Regions from separate parts of the Homo sapiens genome. Here regions 1 and 2 are each linked to region 3. Evidence: chromatin loops called from intact Hi-C (ENCODE). Cell type or tissue: endothelial cell of umbilical vein. All regions are shown on one strand. Links, peaks and the distances in the headings refer to the core of each region. The heading gives the core; the rest is flanking DNA.

Region 1 (10,571 bases), core at 2,691-7,690, 440 kb after region 3:
GGAATATAAACCTGGCCTCAGGTTTTCTTAGAAGACAAGATGGCCTTGTTCTGGTTTGCTGAATGTAGCATACCACTCTGGATTACCTGATTTGATAGGGACTCTTGTCAAAAGTGGTCACCTTGCCTATCTGCTGTGCAATTTCCCTTTATTATTAAGTGTTGTATCACATAGCTTCATTTGAACAGTAGTAAAAGAGGAGGCAAAAAAAGAAAAGAAAAGAAAAGAAAGAAACCACCCACATGTGAACTCACCCCTCCCTGTTCATTCCGACCTTCGCTTCATTGCCTCCTCCATATCCTCCACTGTTAGTACAGAGCACTTAACCTTCCACGGGGTATTTTTATGCTCCATTTTCTGTGCCATTATGAAGGAGATGAAAGTAAATGGAGTTCTCTTTGGATGGGAGCTGTTATCACCCACTTACGGGCTTTCCCACCCTTCCCACTTCCCAAAGGGGAAACACAGATGCAAAGAGAGTGAAGGTGTTTTCGAATTAAATGCATCTCAGAAAGCCAGGTAGGCAAGAACAAATATGCCTTTTGCTAGGAATGCCAAACTAGTAAAGCACCTCCAATTGATCTGCACGGAAGAGCATTTACTTAGTAACAAAGCAGACCAGTGCAAGACCGGCTAAGCTGTCTTGTTTACTCCCTGCCGGGGTCTTGTGCTTCTCATTTCCAACACTTGTCACACACAACTACTTGTGTAATGTCTGCTTTCAAGGATATTGTTATGATGATCTATTCTCATGTAACTTAGTGGCTGAAAACAATAACAGACATTTGCTTTGCTCACAAATATGCAATTTGGGTCAGGCTCATTAGCAGTAGCACATGACTGTTATACACAGGGCAGCTGTGTTAGCTCCACTGAGGTCTGGAAGTGAGTTATCTATTCCAAGATAACTCACTCACACAGCTGGCAGTCCTTGCTGGGAACTGAGGTGGGGCTGTTGGCCAGAGGGCCTCAGGTCCTCTCCAAATGGGCCTCCCCATGAAGCCCTTTGGCTTCCTCAAAACAGGGTGGCTAATTTGCAAATGCGAGTGTTCAAGACAAGAAGAAGAAGTCATCAATCTCTTAAGGGCTGGTCTGACTGTTAGGAGTGAATTGTGTCCCCTTGAAAAGACATATTGGAATCCTAACTACCAGTACCTCAAAGCATGACCTTATTTGGAAATAGTATCTTTGTAAATATAGTCAAGTTAAGAGGTAGTCATTAGGGTGAGGCCTCATCCGACGTAACTAGTGTCCTTAATACAAAGGGTACATTGTGACAGAGACACAAATGTGCACAAAGAGAAGACAATACAAAGACTCACAAGGAGAATGCCATGCAGAGATCAAGGCCGAGATGGAATGATGCATCTACAAGCCAAAGATGGCCAGCAAACCATCAGGATGTGCGGAGAGGCATTGGACAGAGTCTCTTTCAGAGCCTCAGAAGGGACCAACTCAGCCAACACCTTATCTTGGACTTGCCACCTCCAGAACTGTGAGACAATTAATATTGTTTTTAAGGCCCCCATGTCTATGGTATTTTGCTATGGTAGCTCCAGGAGACTAATATACTGATACCACATCGCTGTTGACCAAAGCAGTCACAGAGCCAGCCCAGAGCATCAAGAAAATTCTTGGCCATCTTTAAGGACCACAGATATGGAAGCAGAGGCCATGGCTATCTTGTTTTTCACTACTTCACCACTGCCTGGTACATGAGTGGTGTACAGTGGATCTTTGTTGAAAGAAAGAAGAGGTTCCTCATTTTTTTTCTGCCTCAAATTGATTTAAACCTAACCTTCCTACTGTAATATTTCTTTCTAAAACATTCTAGTTTTTAGTACACAGACAAAAAAGGTATCATGATGGTTAGTGGCGTATGTTTCACTTCTACATTCTAAATTACAGTATTTCAAAGAAGTGTGTAGCCTACTATCCTCTGAGCCTCCACCTGCTGCCCGTGTACAGGCAAGGAGACTCGGTATGGCTGGAGCCCTAGGAATTGGGAAACTGTCAAAGAATCAGACCAGCACTGTATTTCCAGCCTCTTTTCCCATTAGGGATATACACGGACCTCTGAGTTCATCTGAGAAGCTCTTACTGGAAAGCTGATGCTATGTGCATATGGCTATGCCCAGGAAGATTACATTTGGCCAAGACCTCCTCATGGCAGGACGCAGAAACAGTGTTATGCTCCACAGCTCCCAGAATTACCAAAACAGGAGGAGGAGAAGGAGAAAGAGAACAGAGAAAGAAGGGGAAGAAAAGGAGGAAGAAATGGGAGGACGAGAACAGTTATTATTGATTAAGCCCCTACTATGTACCTGGTACTTTACACATGTTGTTTTATTTAATCGCCACAAAATTTTAATGCCGCAGGTATGAAGCTCCCTGTTGTACACCTGAGAAAACTGAGGCTCATAAATTACTGACTTTGTACCCATATCACACCATTAGAGAATGGTGAGACTGGGATTTAAATTCAGGTTCATAGAACTCTGAAAGCCACGTTTTTCACCATGACGCAGAACCAAGCAGAGTGGAGGGGTCAAGTTTATACCACACAGCCGTGTGCTCACATGGGAAGACCAGAGTCAGGTACCACGGAACGAGTCATTAAAAGTCACCTGCTGGTGTATCAAAAGTGACAGAAAACCTGGGGCTCTGGAATCCCTGTTTTCTATTTTGGAATATCCAGCTCATTCTCCTAATTCAAAGAACAAATTTTCCCAAAAGTGCATGAAATCCCACTGTACAGTTTCATACCAATTCACACACACACTTCCTCACTGAGTGCGATTTTTCTTAAATATACTATTGGCACTTTCTTAATAACTGTGGTCTCTTGGGAAAGTCATGTGAAAAATATCTGTTTCTATTTAAGACAGACAAAGGCAGGAGGAGAAAGGGGGCCCTCTCATCCCAGTGGCGTGCTGCCTTTTCCTGCCCAGCATTTCTTTCCACAACCGTTCGGGCCCGAGACATGTGATTCATTACACTCCCTTTCGCCTTCTCTCCTTGATACTTCAGGCCTGGCAGTTTGGAGGAAGAAGGAAGAGGGAGAGGGAGGGATGGGAGACAGGAGGGTATCGCTGATAAGCACAAAGACCCAGCCAACTCCGGAAGCCCAAGCTGCACACCGCTAAGAGGAGCTGACTTCCAGCAACATGAAAAGATGAGTGAGGAGGCGGCTTACGGGAACTTCCTTTTCTTGTGGTGTGGCCGGGTCATAATGGTGCTGTGGTTACACAGCAAAGGCTCATTAAAACAATAACTAAACCACAAGTGCTATAACTAAGAATTCTCTTTTGCAGCACGCTTTGCTGAAATAGCTGGAGAATGGGTCCCTGTCTCCTGCCACTTACTCGCCCTGCTCCTGGTGTACGGTAAGATTAATTTAGAACAGAAAAGAGGAGCAGAAATCCCTTACATCCTAATATAACTTTCCGGATGACAGTGAAGAGAGGTTCAGGCGCTTACATATTCAAGAAAAAGCATTGTAGATAGATCTTTCTGGATCATAAGGAGGTCTCCATTTAGAGTTAAATTCCACGTTCAGAGTATAATTTTCTTTGGGCACTATAGAAGTGCCGTAGCTCATGCTATCATGAAAGAATGGCTGGCTGCATTTTCAAAATGCTTCCCTAGGTGGTACATGCATTTGAATTAGTGAAAAAGGTAGAAATGAAGAGCCAAAGGCAAGTAATTCAATATAACCAATTGGCATTTTAAAATTTCACATTTCCCTAGCACCTTTTTGCTTAACTCATCTAAAATTCCAAACAGCCTCTCCCAGGACAGATAAAAATAACCCTATAGTTCCAACAATATAAGATTATAGGGGGATTTAATCCTAAATTGTCCATTTCTAAAATGTAAGTATGACCGAACTATAGGTCATTCAAGCTCTTTTTCAATTATCATATAACTGTGTCTGGCAAACATACTTGCTTATTCCCAATCCCCGAATTGCAATGGTTTTCTATTCAGTACCAACTAACATGCAAACTTTCTAGCCTGGCCTTGAAGATTCTTTAAGTTCAGGTTCTGGCCCACCCCAGCTCTCAGCTCTTTTCTCTTACACTTCCCAACAGGCACACCGCATGTGCTAAAGTGGATTTCTCATCCTGCTCCAAGTTAGCCAAGAGCATCTGTACAACCACTGGGAAGTCAACTTCACTTCAGATCTCGCCTGCACCTCTCCACCTTATGGTCTGCCCAGGAGCTAATGGATTTGGAGATGTAGCAGACCTGGAGCTAACTCTATCCTGCCGCTTATTAGTGAGGCAGTCTTGGGCAGAGAGAACACTGACTCAGTTGAAAGTGCTCAGAAAGTCTTGACCTCATAGAATTCTTGCAAGTATTAAATGAGAAAATGAATATAAAAGACTCAGCAGAGCACGTGACATAAAATAAGGACTAAAGAAAGAGAGGATGTTGTTGCTACAAATATTACTACCTCCAGTTGTCAAAATCCTTTCATCATGCCAAAAGTTAATCCAAATGCAACCTCCAAGGTTATTGTATTTGGAAGCGCTCTTTCCCCTCTGAACTGTAGAGCTAAATTGCATAGAGGGGATTTCTCACATGTAGCTATTCCATGTAATTATTTTAATATAATATAAAAATAAGAATGTCTAATACTTATATATGTGTTCATTAGTACTCTAAGCACTTTACATACATTATTTCATTTACTCCCCACAGTACCTCTGTGTGCCTTGTACTGTTATTATCCCCATCTTACAGATGAAGAAACTGATACTGTGAAATCAAGAAATTTGTGCAACATTGCATAGCTAATGAAAGGAGACTCTGGGAGTCAAAGACAAAAAGGCAGGCTCCAAGATCTCTGTTCTTGCTGCTACTTCATCTCTGCTTATATCTTATCAGGGTAAGAGAGGGTGAGTCCTTAAATTTTGTGCACCAGAGCCTCTCCTGTTTTACAGTATTCCTGGTGCTATAATCTTATTGCAATGGAAAGGAAATTGAGTTTAAGGTCATAGACTTGGCCTCAAAGTCCCCTTAGCCTCTTAAATAGCTGTGCAATCTGGGGCAAGTCATTTAATATTTCAAAATCTCCATTTGCACAGCTGGAAAGTGGAAATTCTTAGAAGATTATACGAATAATATATGCATATCAAATGCCTATTAGCCAACGTATGATAGGTACTCTATTAATCCATTTTATTAATACTAGTTTGAAGGTTTTAGGTACCAGGGATCAGATTTTATATATTTTCTTTGTTCCTCTTAACTGAATCTCAGAAAAAAAATTTCACATTTCCTGACACAGAGGAACAGCTCAACATACACATCTGTGGCCTGATTAAGTGAATGTATAAACAAATGCCTGTGTGATATAAGAAAACAATTCTAGAAGAATATAGAAAAAATGTCATATTTGGCTGAGTTTGTACCTGAAAACCTTATTAATGAAACAGCACATTCCTTTATGTTGCAATGACATTTGGAGTCTTCTTTAATACAGCAAGTGCTCTCTTCCACCCTGAGACTGCCCTAGTTTAAGGCCAGGGGACAGTCTGAGGTTGACTCAAAGGCCGACAGCACCACCTACTGAACTGTGACTTCCCACATCCCAGAAAGAGGCCAAAGTGTGAATTGTGTCAAGACCATGCCACAGCCCTTAACTCCAAGCTTAAACAGAGCTTAAGTGAACACGACAGGATTGTGAAAAAGATAATGTCTCTAGGAAAAGGAGGGCTCATTTAATTTGCATGCCTCGCTGTCCTCTGAGGAGCCATCATTTGTGTGTTTTGGTGGCTTTGGGAAGCAGGCAGCCCAGTGGCTCTAATCTCAGCCTCAGCTGGGGACCAAACTAGAGTTCCTGGGAACTCATTTTTCTCATAATTCAGCTGCATTTTACTAAGAATCGTATAATTCTTGTACAAAAGCTGCGGAAGGCTACAGAGCTGTTCTTGCTGGATTTTCCCGTGAAGTATGGCGACATTTAGTTAAAACGTTCAACAGCAGGATAGCCTTGGATGAGGTGATAAAGGTCATCAGCGCCTGGCCTTCTCTCCTTCATGAGTCACTGGCAAACAGCACTGAGTTTTGACTCAGTTTACCTGCTTCCTGCTTTAGCATCTGCTCATTAGTTGAGGGGAATAGTGAAAGAACCCAATGTCTAAATTCCAATCATGTTGGACTTGTTGACACTGAATTGCCTGAGCATCTGACACAGTTCCTGGTGTGTAGTAGATGATGCATAAGTGCTTGGTACATGAATGAATGAAACACACTGGCCCTCTGGCCTGGGAATGGGAACTTCTTCTCTCCCATGCCTGATGTTCAGCTCTGCAACCACAATGCAAGTTCCCTTCCAGAGCCCTCTGGCCTCCTTCATTCAATGCGAACTGTGACTCTGGTGCCCGTCATGTACAATGCATGGGGCACCCAGACAGCAAAACTCTTAATTAAGGAGAGTCCCAACTTGGTTCATCTCACTGATTTGTTTCCAGTGTCCAGAAGGCTGAGAACCACATAGTCAGGTTGTTGGAAAATATTTGTAGAGTGAGTGAATCAAAATACTAGCAAAGGGAGCTCCACAGAAGGAGGAACAAGGGAAAGAAGGGAACAGAAAGACGGGCGGGGGGAGGAGAAAAGGAGAGGAAAGAAGACAGCCCTCCAAGGAGGATGGTGGAAGCACTTATGTTAGAGAAGCAGCTCATACATGTGTCTGCCTCCTCAGCTCAACCAAACAGCAATTCTCATCTCTACCACCGCTGTTACTCCTGCATGCCCAGCCAGCCCTTGCTCCTTCTCCAAAGCTCAGCCAAATATCCATCCTCAGTGGAGAGCCTTGTAGTGTGGGTCGGGGGTCGGGGTACATTCCTTTCCACAGCCCACCCAATGGCTGAGTCCTGCTTTCTAGGGACACACGAGTGTCCATCTTGGAACCCCAAATAAGCTCTGCAGCCGGACTGCATCTTTCTGTCTCTCTTGGTCTGTCTGGCAGCCGGTCTCTTCCTCTTTCTCTGCTTCCCTTTCTGTGGGCCTCTCTGTTTCTTTGCCTGTCTCCATCTCTTTTTCCCTTTGTGCGTTTGTGTCTCTACCTCTCTCTGCATCTATCTGTGTCTCTGTGTCTACTGTTGCTATGTCTGTCAGCTCTGTGTGCCTTTCTCTGCATGTCTCTCTGTCCTCGTGTCTCTTTCTGCCTGTCTCTCTCACTTCTCCCTTGCTCTCTTTGTGCGTACTCACAGTCTCTGTGTGTGTCCTCTTCACTCTCAACAGATTGCTTTGTCTTTGTGTATATTCTAGTGGCATCTGACATAAAAGTGTCCTGTCTTTCCTTCCCATCCCTCTACTCCTGACTGAAATCCTTGGTGGAGGCGCTGTACACCGCTTATTTAAACCACAGAATTGCAGAGTCCTTCGTGCTGACAGCAGCACTTTGGGGGAATATGCCTCACCATCCTCTCAGCTTACATAACCACATGAAGGCCTGAAATAGAATGTTCCAGAAACAGGTTACCTCCTTCCTTTACTTTCCCTGGAAGGTCCAGAGAAGCCATCAGCTCCTCGATGATTTGGAAACTCCCTAAATTGTATATACTAGAATGGCCTCAGTGCTGCAGAGAGAGGGGGGGCCTGAAAGAGGTCATTAGGAAGATTTGGTCCGTGTGCCTCTCTGTGATGAAGTCCATGTCTTGGCGCATTGACAGATAACTGGCAGCTCTCCCTCCCTGGAACTCGGCTTACCAGATTGAGCAGCCCAGACAGCAGTTTAACCCGAGGGTCAGAGGGCAGCCAGGCGTTATCTACCAACTGGCTGTGTTCCCTCCGCCTCGCTGAGTTCTGCCTTCCCTTATAGACTCTGACAGGAGGGGCCAAGCCACGGGGCTCCCCCTAGGATTTAGGGATGTAAAGAGCCTTCCAACACCCCCCCTCCCATTTTTAAGTGCATGAAACTGAACACAGATTCCTTATTAATAACATATACCGGAGGGAACATCCTGAGATGCAGGAAATGAGAGAGACAGCACATCAATTTGAGGTGTGCACAACACACACACACACACACACACACACACACCCCAGTGTGCGAATCAAAGCCATCTTGCGAATCTTCAGTTGATTAAAGATGAGGATTGAAATGCATCTTAATAACCAGAAAATAACTTACAATCTAACATCTTGATTGTACTAGATTTCAAAGGGCAGCAAGATGTGTTGAAATGCACATATCTAATCACCAGTGGAATTAACAGATTTGCAAAAGTTGTGCTTGAGAACATTATGTGTAGCTGTAACACAGCATAATCAAATTCCCATTTAATTTTATTAATGTTAAAATTCAGACTCTTTGCACATTACCATTCTTTCTAATATTAAATTGGGGGTTATGGAGAAAGCGCATTTTAAAATGTTTTCTTTCTTGTAGGTATTTTAAAGCAAAATCGTGTATTTTCATATCTTATTATTCATTTGAGTAAGAGCGTTCCCCCCCCCCCCCCATCAACCTTGATCCCACAAACCAAGTTGGGTATAATGGAGACCAAGATTGGCTGCTCCTGGCGCTGCAGGCGTCTTGTCTAGGCACTTGTGGCATTTTTCCATGCACTCTCTTGGCTGTGTTCCTTTCCCCTTCCTCCATCTGCCTGCCACTCCAGTCCACTGTCAACGATGTTTACACATAAGCCCATTGTCCTTCACTGGCTGCCAAGGGCCTGCATGATCTTCTCCTCCTCCCTCTGCAGCTGTGCTGACCATGCATCTCAGAAAACCCAGATCCCAAGATATTTCTGTCACTCACCTGAGACCTCCATGGACCAGGATCCCATCCTGGCTGAGCTTCAGAATCGCATTGGGTGAGGGGTGAGATGCCATGCAAAGAAGACTTTGAATTTTATAAGCAAGAGACCCACATGATCAGAATTGCATCAGGACTTTTAAAAAAGAATAGAAAGAAGGGGTATGAATTTGAGCAACAAGAATTTGGGAGTGTGATAATGGTTTTATTTGGCGTTTAACAGTCAGGCACATAGAAATCAACATATATATCCAATCATTGTGACTGGGATTAACATTCGGGTCCATGGTTATGTGGGATAAATAAGGGATTCAGAGAGGAAGAGAGAGAAGACAGAAACAACGTCTTTCCATGAAACAAGAAAAGAACCATTTTTTAACTTAAATTACCTAGCAGGGTTTAAAATACCACACATAGAATAATCTCACAACGGTCACTGGGTTAGAAATGCCATTTTTCCCATTAATTGGAGAACTGTAGCTTGGAGTCAGAAGATTTGGGCCCAAGTCTTGCTTTTATCTCTTCCTAGCTGTGAAACATTAGGCAAAGTACCTTGCCTCTCTGAGCCCAGAACACATGGCCTCTCTGCAATCATAACGAGTACTCTGCCAGCTTACCAGAGTAATTTAAATAATTTACTGAGAAAGGAAGGATATATCACGGTGCTCTGTAAAATAGAGACGCACAGATGTAAGGTGCTATTAATATAAAACTATATTTATTAACATGATTCTGGCTAAATTCACTTTTTCTCTTTTAAAAAATAGTTGAATGTCCAAACACTCTGCTTTTTCTGCACAGTGCCTCCACAGGCTTCATTTTTATTTGTGAAACCAGGTGGTTTTTGCCAATGAGTCCATGAAATGTCGTATTTATCATGATACCAAGAAAGGAAAAAAAGATTGGCACACAAGAAATGTGCTAAGGCTTGAGTCACACAGGCTTGAGCTCACATCCCAGGTCAGCAACTTAAAAGCTGCATGGCCTTGAGTATTTTACTTAAACTCTCCGTGTGCCTGTTATCTTAAAAGGAAAGGAAGAGAATGATACTCTTTGCTTTATTTTTGAGATTGTATACTATGTAAGCAAAACTGGGACAAAGAGTGTGGAATTGACCAAACTCCATTTAGATACAAATATCAGAAACCAAATTCAAGCTGGTTGAAGGGAATTTGTTGCCTCTGGTAACATTATTTTTCATATATAAACACATTTTCGTCTACATCTATTTTTATCTGTAGGTAGATAGGTGAAAGAGAAGTAAATACAAAGATGGAAAGAGAGGTAAATATATAGATAGTTAATAAATAAGTAAGTAGTTAGAAAGAAAGGTAGATGTAAAGATAGATCAATTGATCAATGGAACATATCTTGGATCCTATGCCCATTGCTGTGACCAAGAAGAGGTCTGTGCTGTGAGGGTCCCACTCAGTCATAAAGATTATGGGAAGAGCCAATTCTCCCAAAGAGGAAAAAGTATTGGACAGACAAAAACAATCCAAATCCACTACATTTCATCACAAGGCAACCTAGCACCCAGGTATTGCCATTTTGCTTTATACTCTTTTAAAGTTATTATCTTGCCTGATACAGACAACTACAACACGCTCCCCTCCTTTCCAAAGGGAGACCACGCAAAGGTATGTCTGCATACTTCATCTTGCTCAGAGTCCAAGCTCTCTGGGTGGTATGCATTCTTCTTTGTTAGGGCCAAATACAGAAGCCTCTACTCTGGTGATCTGGGATAACTACAAATAAAATCTCTCCTTGGAAAAGTTCCCCTTTTCCCAAGATCATC
Region 2 (10,571 bases), core at 3,612-8,611, 610 kb after region 3:
ATAGCAGTAATTCCTACCCATACTTGTAACCCATTCCATGTTTTTAAAATATTTCCATGCTTATGACCTAATTTAATTCCCAAAGAGCACATTTTTTCTTATGATATGCTTGTTTTCAAATATAAGGGAGGATGATAGAAGAAACTTGGGGGAATAAAGTAGGGAAACTAAGGAGGTGAGGAGGGCTTCTGGAGAGAGGCAGAGTAGAGGGGATAAATGGGGTGAGGAGGAAGGAGAGAGAGAGAGAGGGAGGGAGGGGGAAAGGGAGGGGGAAAGGAAGGGTGAGTGGAAAATAGGGGAGGAGGGTTGATAGACTTACGAGTGCTCAGTATGAAAATTCATTCCTGCATTTCAATATCTAGCAGTGTACTAGATACTCGAAACCATCACTGCTTGTGGGAAGGGGATGGAGAAGAGGGAAGAGAGAGGAGGAAAGAGGGAGGATCGGGAGAAGGAGCAAGCCTGAAGAAGGTGGTAGTCAAACATCAGCTGCATTAAGTTGCTACACGACCTCTGGAGTCTTTTCTTTAAGATTGAAGATCCTAAAATCTGGATCAAGCTCAGTAGGGTATCTCTGGAAAGCAGAGTGAATTAGACTGCACTACTTGGGATCTGTAAAAGACAAGGAATCCGTATTAGTCAGGGTTATCTAGAGAGATGGAACTAATGGAATAGGAATATATATATATTCATATTTGAGTATTATCATAGCCTTGAGGTAGAGCTCTGCTTGGCATCTGGTGGTTAATATATATGAGTTTATTAAGTATTATCTCACACAATCACAAGGTCCCACAATAGGCCATCTGCAGGCTGAGGAGCAAGGAGAGCCAGTCCGAGTTCCTCAACTGAAGAACTCGGAGTCCGATGTTCAAGGGCAGGAGGCAACCAGCATGGGAGAAAGATGTAGGCTGGGAGGCCAGGCCAGTCTCTGTTTTCACATTTTTCTGCCTGCTTATATTCTAGTTGCACTGGCAGCTGATTAGATGGTGCCCACCCAGATTAAGGGTGGGTCTGCCTTTCCCAGCCCACTGACTCAAATCTCCTTTGGCAACACTCTCACAGACACACCCAGGATCAATACTTTGTATCCTTCAATCCAATCAAGCTGACATTCAGTATTCACCATCACAGAATCCTGAAAAGAAAATTCAGAGAAGGCAGAAAATATGTGCTTGCAAGTGCACACCAACAGAAAGCTCAGAAAAGGCAGTGGTAGTGACACAGGGTCCCACGCAGAGCCTGGACCTACACACAAAAGGGGGAGCTAACCATTTACATCTACCAGGCTATGTGAATATGGCTGTGCTATGATTACAATAATTGAGATCTAATGTTTACTAGTCAAAATTGGAATGCTCCAAAAGAATAAGTGATTTCAGTCGATCTAGCTATGATTCTGTCTGGAATCACAACTCACAAAATTGAAAATATAAACATGAAAATATGCTAAAATAGTTAATAGTGTCCTTTTAAATTTTTAACAGATAATCTTTTTAATGCGATTACTGTAATTTTATTAAATTGCATAATTAGTTAATGCCTGAGAACCTGCCAATAGAAGGTGCAATTATGTTGTAAAAATTATGCTCACAATATGCAATGATGGATTGTTCCTATTTTAAAAAAGTGCTGAAAAAAACTTTAAAACATTTTGAAAGTATATTATGTAGTCCTTCATGAAAAGGAAGACTAGGGAAACTATCTTATATATGTTAAAACCATAAGATGCCAAATATTTTAAGCATTGAATATACCTATATATTTTGCATATATGTGTATATGGTTCTGTGTGTGCACTTATATATACACACTTTTAAGATGTCTAAAACCCCTCTTCTTCTGGTTATTGTAACTGAAATTTCTTTTTTCCAGCTTTACACAAATACTTTTAATTTTTGAGCATCAACTGCACACACACCTAGCAAATGGGCAGCGATGTCTGCTCTGCACATCCAGTTGTGACTTCTGGTGGATGTCATAGCCAATGAAAGAGCTTAATGAAATGCAGGTGCATTTCGTTGTGAGTAAACTGGTGACAGAACTTAAAGTAAATCTTTTAGACACAGTTAACACATAAATATCGAAAGCATCAAAAAGACATTTGACCAGCATTATTTAATGAGTCGAATCTCAAAACAGTGTTGCATTTGTCATTTGTACCAAAGCAAAATGAATCTGAATGTTTTTCGGTCCACAGAGAAATCATGGAAAACAGCAGTCCTCAAGGCCTTGCCTTTGGTTTTTACTAAACTGCTTTCACAAAACATTCAACAGAGCAACTTTTAATTTCCCAAATGTCCTCTGCTTCTTCGTGTTCATGCATGTGTGTGTGTGTGTGTGTGTGTGTGTGTGTGTGTGTGTGTGCACAAGTACATGTGTGTTGGAAGGGTTGGCTCTATTACTGCTACTGTTGTTTTTAAGTTCTATGTGAAATTACTTCACATTTTCTCAATATTCTAGGATCTCTAAAAGCTAAAAATTCTATATATGTTAAATATGGGATATTACCAAGCGAGTGGACAGTTGTATTTTTTAACTTTATTGAGGGAGAGGTTGATTGATGCTTTAATTTGTGTATCATATTTCAGTCCTTGTCAACTCTGAAAAGTAAATTCTTTATTTCCCTATACTCAAAAAATCGGAAAAAAGTCACAGATGTTAAAATCATAGCTTTATGAAGATACTCGTTGATATATGGTAGATTTAGATTACTTTTTAGATCAAACATCCAAGTAAAAATTTAATAAAGCAAAGAATCCATCAATGCCCCACAAACTTGCCTCCCTTGATACAATAGGTGTGTGCCTGAAATATCGGTGGAAAAATGAAACTGCATAAATGCAATTCTATGTTAAAAGCATCAGAACTTTGCTGTTTAAAATCACCTTCTGATGATGCCATCTGTCAAGTAAATAATATTTTAACATATGAAAAATGCATTTATATAATAATATAACTTTAGGACTTTTAATAGACAACATTGGGGTTTATAAAATATAAGTATGTCATAACAAAACACCCATACATGATTGGATCTACCAATATAAATATCACAATGCAAAGTTATCTTTTGAGAACAAATTTATCTTTATTATGATCAAATAATGTATTTGCACTGAGACACTGGGTATATAAAATAGAGATCCCCACTAGACATATGGGCCTATCTCTTTTATAGCTATTATTTCAAGATATTTTAAAGGAACATAAGGGGTGGTTATTCTCTTCTACCCCATCCCTTTTCTGAACAACTTGGAATACTTAAAAAAAAAAAAAAAAAACAACTGAAAAGTCCAATGCCTTCCATGATCCCTTCCACTAGTTGTTTTCTGTTTTTACTTTCTTCTCCCCTTGAAAATCCCTCTACATCATCTAAAAGCATTCCTCAAAGGTGGGGAAAAACAAGTCAGACTGTAATTTGGGACTCAGTCTAGAACCAAGGCTCTAGGGTTTTTCAAATTATCCAGCTGGATTCCAAGGATGCCAAATGCATGTGATGCCCAGGGGCTGGGCATTTCCATGTTTGGCTTCTTTAATTTTGGTCTCATCATCACTTGTGAATAAAATAACTGAGCTAAAGAATTATTCTCGCCCATGTAATGAGGGTTTCTTTCCTGTATAGCATCACAGCTTGGAACAGGCTTAATCCCCACACATAATATCTAAATACAGATCTGAAACAATCAGTATGGTTGGTCCCGGTGTCACTATGTAAATACAAGGACAACAAACATTGCATCCTGGGCATCAGTGAGAGGCAGAATAGCTGAAGGGTTAAGCCTGCACAGACTAAAGCAAGATGGCCTGGGTTTCAATTCCACCTCTACCTCATACACACACATGAGCTCTGTCACTGTACTTGACCTCTATAGGCTTATTTTTCTCATCTGTAAAAAGAAGATAGTAATCACCACCTACATCAGCAGGTTGTTGTGAGAACTAAATTTATAAAATCCTTGGGACAGTGTCTAAGCACTGAAATAACATGAACTATGAATAATAGTTCAAATAGTCAAAATCTGTGTGGGAATGGCCATGTACACGTCTTGTGTATGTATATAAATGTATATACATGTGTATAAAATACCACATATATTTACAAATCTATTCATAGGGAAATATACAGGTGCACTTACTTCAAGGCAAAATATTTCAGTTCTATTTGGCCTCATTCACTAAGTCAACATCTCATATTAATTTGTTTTTCAAATGGGAAAGTCAAGAATGTTACTTTCTGAAGGAAGAAAAAAGAAAAAATATATCCTTAATTTAATATAACTAAGTAAACCTTAGAAAAGGCAAGATACCAAAATATCTGAAAAACATAGGGGAAAGAGAAAGACCCAGAAGACAAAATGAGAAAGATTTTCAATGTTCATCCTAACAAGAAGAACTGAGTCTATAGAAACTTGACTTGGAATGGTCTGACCACCCTACAAATGCCCATGTTTAATTTCTTATGATAACAATAAATTCAACACTATGCAGCAACATTAACATAGCAGGTGCATTACTGATAACTTTCTTCTCTCATGTTGGGAATACAACCACTCCTGTAAGTGTAGCAGTGATAAATCGCATGGTAGAGGAAGGTGATGCTTGGGTCATCTAGCAAGGTGAGTTCTCTCACGTTTGTCCATCCACTTCTGACGAGACACCATGCGGACCTAGATCTTAAGAGCCTGCTTTTCTTTAACTGCTGCTTTCAACAAGATACGATTATGTTCATGCACATGTACATAGGCATCCATGGAAAACGTATGGTTTGCTTTCATAAAGTCTTAAAATTGACATTGAGAATAGATTAAACATGATTCTGCAATGTTCATGTTTGTATCACCTGGAGCTAGAGTCTAGAACATAAAGTTAATATTTTATGTTTTCTCAAAAAACAGAAGAAAAACACATCCCTTCAGTTCTGCCCTTAGTTTGTTGTGTTAGCATCACTTCCTGTACTGTCACAAGAAGAAAAGCCCCACCAGGGACTGGTTCAACTAAAATAGCTCCTTTCACACCTGTGTAGCAAACCCTCAACTATCACATTCGCTAATTTCAATTAGAGGACCTGACTACGGGTCATTTAATAAATCCTTGGCTTAAAACCTTGCTTCAGACAGCGCCTCTGTTCTGCCCTGTCATGCCAAGGCGAGCAGTTGGAACATGAACAAAGTGTCACAATGACGAATAAAGACACCAAGCAGCATTCTGTCAACAGATCACAGGAGAACATCCGTCAGTGTGTGTCACCCCTGACAGATATGGCAGTTGCATAGTGAAGAAAGGCAGAGGAGAGCCTGGGCTTGAGGATCCAACATTTTGCAGAAAGACAACCCATCATGAAGCCCCACAGACTCGGGGACACAGCACTACAGCCAGGGCAGCCCCCTAGGTGTGCAACCCGCCCCGCCAATCCAGTCCCCTACAGACAGCTAACAGGTCTACAGGCAAGGTACATAAATGAAGGCGTTTTCAAAGAAAAGGACATGAAAGCTTGGCTACCCATAATCTTACCAAAAGAAGAATGAAAGAAGATGAAACGGAGGCCAGGTGCGGTGGCTCAAGCCTGTAATCCTAGCACTTTGGGAGGCCGAGATGGGTGGATCACAAGGTCGAGGTTCAAGACCAGCCTGGCCAATATGACGAAACCCCGTCTCTACTAAAAATACAAAAATTAGCCGGGCATGGTGGTGCGTGCCTGTAGTCTCAGTTACTTGGGAGGCTGAGGGAGAAGAATCGCTTGAACCCGGGAGGCAGGGGTTGCAGTGAGCCAAGATCGTGCCTCTGCACTCCAGCCTGGGTGACAGAGTCAGACTCTGTCACAAAAAAAAAAAAAAACAATAAAAAATAAGAGATGAAACTGAAATACATTTATTATTCTGTCTCAAGAAAGCATTTTCTGTATAGCCTCTCATTTTAATAGCAGAAATGGTTTTGGAATAATCATAATAGGAATAAAAAAACAACTTTTAATAAAATTACACTTCATCAACTTAGGGAGGGGAATTATCCACCACGTTATGGCTGCGGTATTTCTGAGAATCACCAAGGCCAGTCAACATACACATGGTCTAAATTTTTGGAAGTAGAGTTTTAAATTAAAACTGAAAACGAGTTTAAGTGAGCACTTTTATTCCAGTACTTTCAGGACAACCAAATGATAGGCTGTAGGTATATAGCGTATCTAACTGGCTCTGCATTTTTTTCAATGGTGTCCAATGAGAAATGTCCCTATACACACAGTCGCATATACCCATGGATCCTTGCAAAATCATACTTTGGAAAACCAGCAAGGAGAACACCACCTTGATCTTCCTTGCTGTGGGCCTCAGAGATCTGAGAGTACAACATGGCAGCCTGCATTCTCCAGCGTGGGGGCGGGCTCTGCTCCGAGGCATGAAGCTCAGCAGTGAGGAATCCCTCAGAGAAAAGGCCGTGGAGAAGTGGCTCCATTTCTAAGCCTCCCTTCCTGTTTAGAAGTCCCCTCTATTAGACAACCTATTTCTATTCATCTGTTCTAATCTTTCTTCAGATCAAGCCAGCAGCCCATTAATCATTTCTGTCATCTCCCTACAGAATCCAGGGCAACAGATCTCTGTTTTTCTAAAATCACAGTGCCAGAAACTAAACTCGAGAAAGAGGAAATCCTCTCCTCCTCACAGTGGCTGTCTGGGTGCTGACTGGAAGAAGCCACCAATTGTGTTCACTTTCCTCTTTTGCCCAGAATTGCATAGAACATTCCATGGAAAGTTTTGAAAGGGAATTCGGGTGGGAAGTGGAGCTGGGGAGGTTGAAGGGGAACTCAACGCATGAAGCCACCAGCTGAGGAGAACGTGAGAAAGGGAAGTGGATAAACAAATGCTGAGACAATGACGGATACAGATTAATAAAACCTTTATTAGTGTTTTTATTAAGGCCAAATGTTTTAGCAACTTCAGACAGCAGAAAAAGTATAGGAAAGGTCAAGCCTACAGGCAGCATAGGTCCTCTACACCGAAGCAGTGGAGAACTAAAATAAACGACAGCAAACAAAATACCCCCCAATGGCAAAGGAAAAGCCTCTTTTGGAGCTGATATACTTGATGGCATAAAAATGTTGGGAGTGACCTTGAACCCATTGGCTTCTTGGGCTAATAAATGTTTTTTTTCCCCCATTTTTTATATGAGGCTATGCCTGTTGGCTAAGAGAGAACATTCAGCATATATTGGCAGTAGAAAACAGAAGCAGAACCACATAACATTCAGAAATCAGATTCACCAATGATCATGACTGATATTCACACTCTTAGACCACTCATACCTCGTATTAGTTTTTATAGTGATCTTTGCACAGGACAGAAATGAATGGCATGATACCAAATATACAAAGATTTGCAGTCGGGAGACTTGATTTCTCCTCCCATGGCTGACATTACCAATTTGATCAAGGACAAGTCCCTTTACAAATGAGAGAAAATGCCCTGAGATATAAAGTGAAGGCATGAGGCCAGCTGTGAAGTCCTTCCAAGATTCTTGGGCTCTCAGTGGTAGACTTAGGTGGTTTTAAGATCTCTTGCAGCGCTTTGATTCTGCGATTTTATTATGCTCATAAGGATGGGCCAATGTCACCAGAGAAAAGGGTACATTTCATAGACAGGGGTGGTTCCTCTTTGCGGTGCTGAATGAAATTGCAATGTGTAATGATCAGTATGTCCCAACTGGCTTGAAATGAATAAACATCTTTAATATCAAAGTTTGGGAATAATTTACTTAAAATGTAAATTGAACAATTCAGTTATTATTTAGTCCTGTGATTTTTCAGATGCCATTTTTCAGAAATTATGGGCGGTCACTGGCACAGAAAGAAAAAAAATACACACAATGCAGGGCTATACAAATGTAGCTGTAACAACAACTGGAGAAACATTTAAACATATATATACAACAGTAGTGCTCTTAAATTTACCAAGAGACCATATATGACTAAGATTTGGGTAATTTAAGGGGTTTCCCAGGTAAATTTGACCTAAGTACTGTCTTAGAAAGACAACCCCCACGTAATCACCTACGCTGTAATATATTTCAGAAAGATGAATAGATGCAAATAAGAAGCAAATAGTTTGAACATAAGAAAGGAAGCTTACCGCGAATGCTATTGTACTTCTTAATGTGGATTCCCACTGGAAGCAGCTTTTAAGGAACTGCATTGTATTCCATATTGCCATAGTGATTCTTTTCACACGGTCCACATCTCTTGATAAGATCTGATTTTAAAAAATGACAAACAGGAAACTAGATTTAAATACTACAAATATTCCATCTAGATCAGGTACCCTGATCATTTAAATTATATTTTGTATAGATCCCAATTTTAAAATATGATAATAATAGAAAGGAGAAGACCTGACACTTCTAAAAGTCTTTTTAAAATATGATCATCCATAGAGGAAATGAGAATCAAATGCATTTTAGCGCTCATCTGAAAAAGAATAGCCTGTTTCAACAATGTTCAGCACAAAAATGGAACTGGTGAAACTGCAGAAGCCAGGTATTTAATGTTGGTGAATTTGTGTGAGAAAGACACATGCAGAGGCAGAGAGAGAGAGAGAACTAGAAAGAGAAAGACAGAGAGAGAGAGATAAAGAGAGATACAGACACAGAATGAGTGTCTATGTTGTTTAGTTTGGAAGCAAATGAATAGATTTACAATTAAAACATGCAAGTATTATAGCTTATCTAGTCCAGAGGTCTACAGAGTTCTGGGAAGGGATTGGAGTTCACCTTGGGCAAGTTACTTAACTTCTCTTTTACAAAATAGGGTTGATATTAGTGCTAATCTTACAAGGTGTTGAGAGAATGAAAAAGCTTAGAAAAGTGCCTGTCACATAGTAAGTGCTTTCAAGCATTTATATCCTAAGGAAACGTTTCCAGTTTATCAAAATTTGGGGGGACTAAGTAGCAAGAGGCACGTGCGGAGGGTCCTAGCATACCCTAGGATTTCAGCCCCAAGTTCCCCAGTGCTCTGAGAGCCCAAAGCCACCCCACGTGGAGGTCTTGTTTTGCAAAGGAAATGTCTCTCTCCCAGTTGCAGGCAGATTCATTTCAATGTGCTTGCAAAGCAGCTACCCCACCCACCTCAACCCAGGTTTTAACTTTCAAGTAAACAGAGCAAAAGGCAATAATAACAATAATAAAATAAGACATTTACTCAGATTACACAAAATAAATATTACACTCAATGTTACGGCAGACCAAAATGAAATATTTGGAGGCTTCCCCTCAGAAGACGTTTAAGGCCTTTCCCAAGTATGCCCAGAAGTTCATGGGAAACAAAAGGATGATAAGACGTCTTTATATTTAACTGCTTTATGTAATCCACAGCTGCTCACCCCAAAGGAAGTGGTGGAAGTAATAAACTCTTGAAAAAGGGGACACTTTGTTCTTTGTTATACAATTGAAGAGGGACGATAGGTACAAAGTGAAATCCTGAGCTGCGGAGAGTACAACAGGGAGGGACTCTGAAAAAGGAATGTAAAGGTCACGGAAAAAAAAAAAAAAAAAAGTGAAACTTCCCCTACCAGACCCTGAACTTCACCTTTTGTTGAACTGAATGAGAAAGGAGTTAAGGGCAATAGGCAGAGGGAGAGAACTTGCATTCAGTATGGGGTGAAATGCCAACACATCCCAAATTTAGACCACGCCGAAGTGGTAGGAGCAGTCATGAGCGAAACCCAGGCTAGAAGTCTCTGAAGATCTGCTGGGTTAATTCTGTGATTGACTCCACACACTGCACCTCCCTGAAACTTCAAAGGGCAGAGGACAAAATGGCTGTGATTAAAGGACGGATAGGCAGGACAAGACACTGACAGTCTTGATGCTAGGAATTTTTGTTTATACAATGAATCAGGAGAATAATGGGGGCCTGAGACCTTCTGTTTCACCCAAGAATTATGTTTTAAGTCTTGCCCTTCTTATGGGAGCTGACTGACCTCCTTATTTTAGGAGAGAAGGGGACAAGGAGAAATAAGTGGAGAGATGGGGCAAGAGGGAGAGAGGAGGAGTAAGAGGGAGGAAAAGTTTCAAGGAAGAAATTACAGGCAAGTGTTAATACTTCAGCTGCTGGGTGCTGAGTGTACCAATCAACAAGCCACCTACTGTAGCGACCCACCTTTTTGGACAGCTTGCGGCTGTCTTCAACAAAGCGCTTTTCCCGGGGAGTAAAAGTCCTAATACTTGCTTTCACCTAGAAAAGACATCCTTGTTAAAAAAGGGCAGCATGTATAGGGACTTCATCCACCTAGTTTTCTTAATGACTGGGAAAATCGTGCAGACCAATAGCTTCTGACTCTGACCTTAGCAGGGAGCAAAGAAATGGTGGACACCCCTGTGCCCTGTACATGTTTCTGGAGGTCTCATTTGATAAGAGTCCCTGGCATGGGTCAGATTGAGTCTAGAAGGGTACTGTCTCCACTTTGCTCATTCCTTGGGGGTATTTTCAACCACTGCAGAGATTGAGGTTCATGAATTTTTCAAACTAACGTCCGTAAAAGATAAAACTTCCTTCTGAAATCCTTTTGAGTTAAGCTTCTACC
Region 3 (10,571 bases), core at 3,435-8,434:
AGCTGGGTTCCTAATTAAAACAAATCGTTAATAGTTTTAGCATTCCAAATTTATGCTTTTCAATTAAAAATGCTGTTGCAGTTGGTGTATCTGCGCGAGAGTATATGTGTTTGGGTGTGTGTGTGAATGTGTGTGAGTGCGTGTGTGCGTGTGCAAACACGCCTACACTCTGGACTTGGGGTATTCCAGAGTTTAAGAGGCTGTTATAAAGGCTGGGTCAATACTAAGATACAAAGGTTAATTAAATCAATTCTTAATTGTTTTGGTAACTTCCTTGAGTCTCTGCACATGTTTTGGAAACAGTGGTATGTGAACAAATCGGGCTGTCCTATCACAACTCCTTTAAGGAAGTATTTTTAGCTGTTTTGTAAATGTTAGCTACCTTTTGAGAAGGTATTATATTCAGTTTAAACAAAGAAGACAATTTAAGGTGTATAGCATTCTCTCAAGGCCATCTAGTAAGTCAGTAGAAAACACCCTAACCCCAGTGCCCAGTTATATATACATATAAACAAGATGTCATGTCTCTGGGTGAACAAGCCAAATTTTATCAATGAGATGGACACCCTTTCCTTGGCCACAGGTTTTCAGAAATTGTACTGAGTAATAATTTATGGTGCCCATAAGCAGAGCAATTAACTCTCTCCTCACCTGGAGGATGAGTTCATTTGTCTTCATCCCAATCAACAACTGCTTTACTTACGCTACTTGGGTGTTCTCAGGGTACCAAGTGCTCAGGATAGGAAATAAGTCCTGGAAACCAGCTTACGCTGAAACACATTTCCAGTCCTGCTTTAAGAGGAATAATTCCACCAATTTTACGACACCAAAGGTTCCCTGAATTATACTTGTAGCATTATAATCTATTTACTCTGAATGAAAATATGTATTTTTAGGCAACAAGGTGATAGAAAATTCTTCTGACCACCTGGAGAATTGGAAAGACTGATAGCTCAGAATTAGGAAGAGGGCAATATGAATCCTTGATCTATGTATGTGTTGTTTAATTGTGAACAAGTGAGATCAACTATCTGGAAGACAGTTTGTTCAACTTTTAAATTCTAAAAACAACTATCTTGTATGTTATAAATGCATATAAGCTCAAAAACTCATGGTTGTTAAGAGATTGTATGATAACTTTTTTATTTGAGACAGAGTTTCACTCTTTGTTGCCCAGGCTGGAGTGCAGTGGTACAATCTCAGCTCGCTGCAACCTCCGCCTCCCGGGTCCAAGCGATTCTCCTGTCTCAGCCTCCCAAGTAGCTGGTATTACAGGTGTGTGCCACCACACCTGGCTAATTTTTGTATTTTCAGTAGAGACAGGATTTCATCATGTTGGCCAGGCTGGTCTCGAACTCCTGACCTCAGGTGATCTGCCCGCCTAGGCCTCTCAAAATGCTGGGATTACAGGCATGAGCCACTGCCCCTGGCCTACAATAACTTTTTTAAGTACCTGGTCAAATGTTAGCATCATGTATGGCCCATGGTAACAGGATGATAATTAGGTGCTATAAAGATACCTTAGTAAAGTAATTTTGGAGTAATTCTTAATTTATATTTTTCTTTCTCTTTCCTCTGACCCCAAACCTTTTTTAGCCCTCATCCTCGGGCATTTCTATTATTTTGGTTTATTTTTCAAGTTCTATCAATAAGTTTCTGCTTCAGATTCCATACTAATGCTAGCTGAAAAAAACAGACTTTGTCCTATACAAAGAGTCCACAAACTGGCCTCCAGGTGGATATAAATCTCCTGAAGTTACATGCAAAGTTCTTTCTGTGTATATGTATAACTGGAGACCCAGAGCCTTCCTCTGTTTCTCAACAGTTCCACGACCCAAAATAAAAGTTATGTTCTGCCGCGCTATTGAATTTGTATATAACATCCTAGAAAAATATGTTTAAAACTAAAGCCAGACCAAATGGTACTGTAGTAACATATTGACACTGTATATGAAGTAGCATAATGTGCTTCAAATGTAGACCATAACTTACAGCTAATTATTATGATTGCTAGAAAAAATATTAAAAAGGGAAAAATAGCTAAAAAGTAAACATAGGAGCTAAAATAGAATATTAAAAATTATAGAACCTACACAAAGAAGGCAGGAAGGGACAAACCGAAGAACGAATACCAAATGGAATGAAAGAAGACAAAGAAGGGTGAGATAAAAAACTGTATTAGTTACTATATTAAATGCAAATGGACAAATTATTCCACTTAAAGGGCAAAGATTGTCAGACTGAATTTATTTTTTTAAAGCAAGATCACCTACTTTCTGCTTACAAGAAACATACTTGAAATATATAAATACAGGCTGGTGGGAACTAAAAGTGCAAATAAAAGATACTCTCTTCCATCAATAGTTTCAAGAAACATAATTTAGCTATTAATATATCAATAGCAGAAAAAAAAGACTTCAAGACAAAGAGTATTATTGGAGATAGAGAAATTTCATAGTGGTAAATGAATCAATTCATCAAGAAAACTTAATAATCCTAAATGCATATCTAACTAATAACAGCTTCAAAATATGTGAAACAAAAATGAATACATCTTAAAGAAAAAAATAGATAAATACCTGGAGATTTTAACATAATTATTAAATTAAACCCTTGCTACATAATTGGCAGAACAAATTTTTAAAAAGACATGCTATCATCTCATTTCGCGGTTGTATAATTTTCCATCAGTTCTGTGTCTACAGGAGAAAGTTCACTTTTAGAAATGAGTTATATTAAATAATTGCTCCTTCTTTTTATGTTGTTTTAAGAAGATATTTTGAGAAGAGAGGAAAGATACCTCAGTGTGCAACTGAGAAAAGGATGTGTGTAGGAGGGAGGGGGAAGGTTCTTGTTTGAAGATTTATTTATTTATTTATTTATTTATTCATTTATTTTTATACAACATCAGTTTGTGTTTTTTCTCTTCCCTGCTTATGGCTCCTCTGTCTCTTCTCTATGCTCTTCAGACTTGTGGGGTTTATTTTATTTTCTTGCTTCAGGAAAACCAATTCTCAATCTGAAAAACAATAGATCAGCAAGAAGAAAGCAGCCAGATAGGCAGAACATACCTGCTGCAGTTTCCCAGAGACCCATGGCCCAAGCTTTGGTTTCTGGAACCTTTCCTTCCAAAGTGGTATCTGTGGTCCCAATCCATCACAGCGGCTACTTCACACAGCTGCTTCTGGCCACAGGCTTGAGACTCTATACAAGAGGCTAGTCAGTGTGCCCAGCATTTCAGGGGATCCTGATGGCAAAACAAGAGTACAAGACAAATAGGACCGTCAGCTGGATGAAAACCATCACCACCCAGGGAGGAATTAAAATCAATAATTTGAGAAGAGTCATATAATGTTATTTTGGGGAATCATTGAATCTCAGATCTGCAAGTGATCTTGAAGCTCAGTTCAATCAGCTCCTTCATTTTACAGCTGAGGAACTACAATTCAAGATGGGCAGTGATGTGTTAACATTCTTGCTGTGGGTTTCAACACGATCCCAGTGTAGAACCCAGGTGGGCTGATGCCAAGGCAGGGTTCTCGCAACTGGGCCTCCCCAGGTGGAGCAGTGAACTGTGCTTCCTCTATGAGGATGGGGGTGGCAGGTTGGTGGGGTGCAGAACATCTGAACCAAAAGTGTAGATGATAGTCTAGGCCCTGAAGGACTAGATTTTCCTTGCCCAAGATTTTCATCCTATGCCACAGCCTACCCTTCCCAGACACAGTTTCAGCATACATCTTGCGCCTGTTTCCTAGTCCCCAGACCAGAAAGACAGCATAAATACAACAACTCTCCCAACAAGAGTGCTACGTGGCCCTACAACTGCATCAATACTCCCTGTCACTTTTCTCTCAGAATCTCAAAATGCTGAACCATTTCTGTGGACATCGTAATTAACAAAAGAAAAAAACAGCAACAATAGCAGATCTTTGGGACACGAATTAATTATCATATGGCCATTAATTTTAATATGAATTTAAGTTTCCACTATGGACACTACACAATATTTCACAGGAATTTTTGCTTACAATGTATTGATGGGATGCTTATATATGAACTGGCATGCTGTTTCTAAGAAGTATGCCAGGGTTATGCATTTTCATAAATAGAAAACTAAACCACAGAGGCTCTGACTAGCCCAGGTTAGAATTTAGATTTCCTGGCCCTCTGCCTTGTACTCAGAGTGGAGTTGCCAGAATTCATGAACTACTGTTCAGAGACACCTGGCACTATCTTGCTAAAGTCTAGGTGCTTGTGATGCACGTATTTAGGAGCTAAGAAGGTTGCTTGCCAATCCACCCCCACCCCAGTCTCATTAAATGCCCTTTAGTGCAGGACAGAGATGATTTTGCCCTTTGTTTCCATAAGAAAGATGGCTATCTGTCCGTAAGAAAAATGGCTCTGTGTGTGTGTGTGTGTGTGTGTGTGTGTGTGTAGAGCTATTATAAATATTTGGGGGAGCTGCATTAAATATATATAAATATTCCAATGCATAATATACTTCTGCTTATATCTCAATAAAATGGAAGGGAGCATGATCCAGCAGGGATGGACTCCAGAGTCAGGCCTAGGTTCGAATCCTGGATCAACTACTTAAGAGCTCTGTCACTTTGGGAAATCTATAGAGCCTTTTTCATCTATTTCTTCAGCAGCAAAATGGAAATTTAAAAAGGTATCCCTGCCTTGGAGTTTGTTTTCTGTGGATTAGAGATAATAAATGTGGTGTGCTTAGTATTTCACGGTATGTATGCTCAACAAATAGAATCACACAGCATTACTCACAGCTCAAATTATGGTGGAGCAATTGCTGAGCGTACAAGACTACTGACCGTTCTTGCAAAGCCACTCAGCATAAGGTATATTTAACTCATTGCATCAGAGGGATATTGAGGGTCATCTGCTTGAAATAAACAAATTCAATTATTCTGCAATGTAGTGGTCTAGAGCAATTCACTTGCTACCCAGAGGTGTGTAATGAACCCATTAGAACATTTTGCATATTCGGGGCAACTGTTGGGGTGTGGGATAAAGCATGCATCACAAATTCCACAGGGCTGTATTTAGAAATTCTGAGAACACCTTCAGACTGAGAGCAAACCACAAAACCGGCCTGGAAGTGAGGAGGGAGACTGGAGGGAAAGCACTGAGATTCTTCTGCTGACTATAGAGGTCACCTGACCCTGACTCATAACTTTTACTGAGTTGACTATATCTCACTTCCTGTAAGTGCCTGTCCCTCATACTCACTTTCAAGGACTTGGCCAATCTCCTTTTGTAAATAGAACAATGCTTTATATTTCTCTATTACTCCAGAGTGACTATATCAATAATGCAGGAAACGCATCTGTCCAGCACAATGAGATTATTTTTCTGATTTCGGTTGACAGTTATGGTAATAGTTTGGCAAACAATCTACTCCACCATCAATGACCGCAGATTACAGCTGTTTTTAAAAATCTCAGCCGCTTCTGGAAACTTGGAAGATGGACTGCACACTGAGAGAGAGATGGAAAGACATGCCATAAGCCGTTATGGTAGAAAAATCCTTAACCCTTTCTGTACATAAAAGGCTAAGAAAATATTAAGAAAAGCACAATGTGCCATCTATGGGTACACTATAATGAGAACAAGGTGAGGAATGACAATGCTGAGACATCGTTAGGACAGTCTAACATTGCCAGGGGGGCTATAACGCAACAGAGAGAGTCTGCAATATTTCAGAGCACTGCATTTTATGTTGATAAATTTTCCAAGTCACCCAGGAGTTATTGCAAATATTTACAGGAGAGAAAATTGAGAAAGAATATTATCTTCCCTATTGGTCTTGATGAATAGAGCCACTAGCTAGTCAATAACAATGACCCAAGCCCAAGATTGTCATATGTTTGTTGAAAAAATAAACAATAAAACGTGGTTTAATTTACTTCTGCAAAAGTGATGAATAAAAGTTGATTTTTAAACATTGGAACTTCTTAAGTCTTAACAACATGCGCTTTTCTTAAAAGTTCATAACAACTCTTACAAAGGTTTGATTTTTGACACTTATTTTCCCCCTTTGGAATTTTTTCCTTTACTTTCGTTTCATCAGAGGCAGAATGCTGATCTTGCTAATGGCCTGCAACCTTGGCATGTGGCCAGCCATTGTTACCCAGGGACCAGGAGACAGAATGCTGGCTGTGCGAGTCTCCCAAGGTGCGAGCTTTCTTTCTCTCTGAATTAGGAGGTGAAACCATTTGGAAGAGCCATTGTAAAGGGGAGGGCTTTGGGCTGTGCATACTCCTCATATCCAGGTGAGTTCATTTTTCTTGTGAACTTTTCACCTAGGCCCCAATTAGTATCCTATTAACCTCCTTAAATATGGAATTGCTAAGATCTTAGAATACTCCAGAATGGACTATTAGCCAGCCCATTTCCTGGCTCCATCAGATGAAAATGCCAAAGTAGGTCATACAACAGAATTATCTTGATTAATTTCAGCTCTCTTGCATGGGCCATGATGTCATGCAAGTTAAAGGAGATTCAAATTTAATGCATCATTTCAATGACTGATTAAACATGGGATTTTCTGAAAAACATTTACAATTCCAGGTTTATAAGGATTCTCCTTCTTTAATATGACAAACATTTCAAATGTGCTAAATTGATCAATTATACAAATGATAAATTCCCTTGAATATACTTTTTCATGTTCATGTTCTCCAGGGCCTAATATGGAAAAAGGTTTATTATCCCCAGTAACTACTATGTTAGATGAAAAGCTCTCAGCATTGTGCCCCTTTCCTATCCATGGATGCAGGCTATTAAAAAACAAAACAAAACAAAAAAACACTATGAAGATGCCACATCTACTCCAGAAGCCTACTCAGAATGGCATTTCCAAATATAAATGGCTTTGCTAAGGCTAAAAAAAGCATCAAACTTTACATCCTTTATCATACATTCCTAAAGGACTCCCTTGAAAAAAGCACTTAAAAACATTGTATCTTGGAACATCTCATATATTGGTGCAATTTATTTACAAGAGTCAGATTTAATTTGTTTTCATGTATAAAGCAGCTTTAGGGACTTATTAGCAATTTCAAATGTTACAGGAAAATATGCTGAATCTAAAGTTCATTATCACAAGTAAGCTTATTTAAGTGAGATTATTTGTTTCTTAAAATGTACAAGATAGCTAGTTCTTTAAAAGGCTTCTGTTGCATCATTTCACTTAGAAATAAAGCTTTTGGATGCAGCTGTTATGCTCTAAAGTCAGGGTTGTGTCTGTTTTGTGTTTATAAGTAACATGGACACAGCCTGCTACTATAAACACTGAACCCGGCTTAACATGTTCCTGTCTTTTCCAGATGAAAATGCAACTTACTTTCGTGATTTAGGTTATGAAACTTTAAAACCATGTCACATTTTAATATGCAGGGGTTCCTTCCTGTAATAACCTGCAATGTATATTCATGTTTGCAATTTCTAGCAAGAAGTAAAATAACTGATAGCTTTTATGAAGCATCTTTGAACTTTGCAAGTTCCACTTGTCTGAATCAGAGCTTCACAGACACCCACTTAGCACAGACTGGGTTGTGCCAGGGCTAGAGTAACTGCCTGCCAAAGGGATCCTGGCCACCCCTCCTCTTCTTTCTGATCAGTCCACTGATCACTAAGAAACCAGTGGTGAGCTGCTTACCTTTTAGAATATGAATAAATAAAGAGCTTGCCATGATCAAAGAGACTGAAAGCTTCAGATGGATGTTTATGCTACTGAGCCAAATGTAATGTTCACAAAAATTAGGGAGCTTCAGGACCCCGTATCTCTACTCTCTGAAATTCAACTTTTCTCAGATTTAAAACAGAGGGATTCAGCTTTTCTAGAATCTATGTGTCAAAGTGGACTTATCTGTCATCAGAGAAATTCCATCCTCATATTCTAACATCAGATTATTCCAATACATGTTCTATTCATCGGTCGCCTTAGTTAGAAAATTAGGCAAAATTCTAAGGCATCTTTATGCGGTGACATAAAAAAAAATGTATTTTGGTAGTAGTTGCTAGAAAAATATCATACTTCAGGACTTTAGTCACTTTTTTCTCCATCTGAGAATTTATGAGAGTCCCTTTAACTCACTTATGTATGTTTGAAGTATCTTTATTTATTTATACACTTTCCAAGCAATGTAACTTATGTGTTGTATGATTAAAATGTAGAAATGAAAACTCAGGCTGGGCACGGTGGCTCACGCCTGTAATTGCAGCACTCTGGGAGGCAGAGGTAGGTGGATCACCTGAGGTCAGGAGTTCGAGACCAGCCTGGCCAACATGGCGAAACCCCATCTCTACTAAAAACACAAAAAATAGTCGGGCATGTTGGTGAGCGCCTGTAATCCCAGCTACTCCAGAGGCTGAGGCAGGAGTATTACTTGAACTTGGGAGGCGGAGGTTGCAGTGAGCCGAGATTGGCCACTGCACTTCAGCCTGCGTGACAGAGGGAGACATTGTCTCAAAAAAAAAAAGAAAAAGAAAAAGAAAAAAAGAAAGAAATTAAAACTCAGAGATTTAAAAATCACACTGGGCCTTTGTGCACACTCCTTTACTTTTTATATTTATTTTTATTTATTTATTTATTTATTTATTTATTTATTTATTTATTTATTTTGAGACGGAATCTCACTCTGTTGCCCAGGCTGGAGTACAGTGATGTGATCTCAGCTCACTGCAAGCCCTGCCGCCTCCCGGGTTCACGTCATTCTCCTGCCTCAGCCTCCCGAGTAGCTGGGACTACAGGCGCCTGCCACCATGCCTGGCTAATTTTTTGTGTTTTTAGTAGAGACGGGGTTTCACCGTGTTAGCCAGGATGGTCTCAATCTCCTGACCTTGTGATCTGCCTGCCTTGGCCTCCCAAAGGGCTGGGATTACAGGCTACTTTTTATTTTTATAAGTTGTAAATAAATTATTGTTTATTTGTTTATAAGTACAAAAGAAATATATGTTAGTTTTTAAAGAAATTAAAATTAAATAAAGTTGGAGACTGAGTTCCTCAGTCTTACTAGCCGCTTTTCAACAGATCTTTGGATTCAACAGACTCTTATTCTTCCCTCCAACACCTTCCCCCTTGCAAATTGCTAGCAAACTGATGTCCCAAGGGTGTACCTAAAATGCCAGTCTGCCCATGTAAGTATGGACCCACTCCTTCAGCCTGGCACACAAAGGTTCAGGAGCTTCAACATCAACTGGCACGGCCTCCTTCCCCATGCTATGCCTATTCCCTTGTGACTGCCTGACAGCAGCACTTGCTCGGGCTGTTCCCTCGGCCTGAGCAAGCAGTGCTCGGAGCATTGCGTCTTCAACCCATACCTAAGCATCATCACATGTCTCTTTCCACTTTCTCCTTCCCAATCCCTACTCTGCACAAAATCTGACACTATACTCAATTACAATATTTGGACACTGGCTTGAATTTCCTTCCCTACTGGTTAATAAATCCAAGAGTAGAGTTTATAATGGATTTCTTGGCTTAATTCAGTGGTTGCTACATGGTAGATGTGACATGAATGGCTGCTAAATCAAATAAAAGAATGTCCTCTGCTCCCGGTTGACCATACCAGAAGTGGGCAGGTATGAATGTCTGCACCCCTGGCAGTGCACACTGTGAACTCTATCTCTCACTATCACGGCTTCTTTCTTGTCTTCAGTGAATATGACGAGTAACTGAAAAAGTTGACTCCTCTGAGCCTAGTGGAGATCTTACACTGTTTGACTCAGTTGCTTCCCCAAGTCTGCTCATGCATTTTTTCCTGGTTTACTCTAAGCTCCTCCTTTACAAAGTAACAGACATAGGTTAGGGCTGCCTCACCTTCTTTTAACAACATTAAGAGAGATGAATTTTCCAAAATAAGGCTAGCCAGTGAACTGTGGTGCCAGAATAATCCCATTACTTTCAGAGGCCTTGAGTCTGTTACAATCACTCAAGTGTTGCAGGGATGTAGTTTAAAAGGGAAAGGCTATGGTAATCGCTTGCGGAGGTTGTTTTCTTCAAAATAGAATTCCCAATCTTGGAAGGGTTGTGTATCACTACAGGCAGGGTCTTTAAGGAGTTCACTAAGATCATTACAACAATCCGAAAGTGTTTGCTAAAATGGGTCAAAGAAGTTGATACCAATTATATCCAGTTGTCTTCTGTCTGGGATAAGTGGGCTTCTGTTTCTAAGCAAATGAATTCTCTCATTTTGATTCTTTCTATAGTATCTCTGATTTGATAGTATTCAGCCTTTTCAGAGTTAGGAATCATGGGAAAGGTTAAAGGGAAAATTAACCAATATGAGAAAGAATGGCCTACTGAAAGAACCTTTCAGAAAAAAGGAGTAAGAAGAACCCAATATTATTTGTGCATCACTGGAATCCTTGTAACTATATTTCAATGTTGATCTTAAACGGGGGTTACATAGAAATAGAGAGTAACATATTTTGTTGGAATGATTGGGCTCTAAAGAAGTGTTTCTCAAAGTTAAGTCTTCGGCCCTTTGGTGGGGCTGTAAAGGTCTTCTAGAAGGGCCAAGAACTTACCCCAAGTTTGATCTCCTCCT

The links. Peaks named below come from ENCODE experiments on the same cell type or tissue, not always from the same donor. Only the 100,000 strongest peaks of a DNase experiment are listed, where the experiment ranks them.
Region 1: a loop joins it to region 3, with 6 times the contacts of the local background. A loop is called at or near these places in 9 of 110 quality-filtered maps.
Region 2: it touches region 3 in a loop (4-fold over the local background); 4 of 110 quality-filtered maps call a loop at or near these places.

The regions. Positions count from the first base shown.
Region 1 is chr15:94,577,569-94,588,139 of GRCh38, reverse strand. LINC02852 (long intergenic non-protein coding RNA 2852) reads left to right here. Exons shown (of 3, transcript XR_932641.4): 2 at 3,315-3,386; 3 at 4,095-4,628. Among named protein-coding and RNA genes, the nearest start is that of LINC02852, 6.4 kb to the left of the region's middle. In endothelial cell of umbilical vein, for the core only: a CTCF peak has its summit at 5,582 (motif pointing left); DNase peaks (open chromatin) are centred at 3,029 and 5,549; H3K27ac peaks cover 1,076 bases.
Region 2 is chr15:94,399,572-94,410,142 of GRCh38, reverse strand. MCTP2 (multiple C2 and transmembrane domain containing 2) reads right to left here. Exons shown (of 23, transcript NM_001385001.1): 16 at 10,148-10,222; 17 at 8,124-8,243. Among named protein-coding and RNA genes, the nearest start is that of MCTP2, 170 kb to the right of the region's middle. In endothelial cell of umbilical vein, for the core only: no CTCF peak of the experiment used is centred there; a DNase peak (open chromatin) is centred at 6,682.
Region 3 is chr15:95,013,720-95,024,290 of GRCh38, reverse strand. LOC105370989 (a long non-coding RNA gene) reads left to right here and starts at 6,165. Exons shown (of 2, transcript XR_932645.2): 1 at 6,165-6,290. LOC105370991 (a long non-coding RNA gene) reads right to left here and starts at 5,374. Exons shown (of 12, transcript XR_002957693.2): 1 at 5,248-5,374; 2 at 3,072-3,247. In endothelial cell of umbilical vein, for the core only: no CTCF peak of the experiment used is centred there; DNase peaks (open chromatin) are centred at 5,260, 6,130 and 7,220; H3K4me3 peaks cover 222 bases; H3K27ac peaks cover 3,040 bases.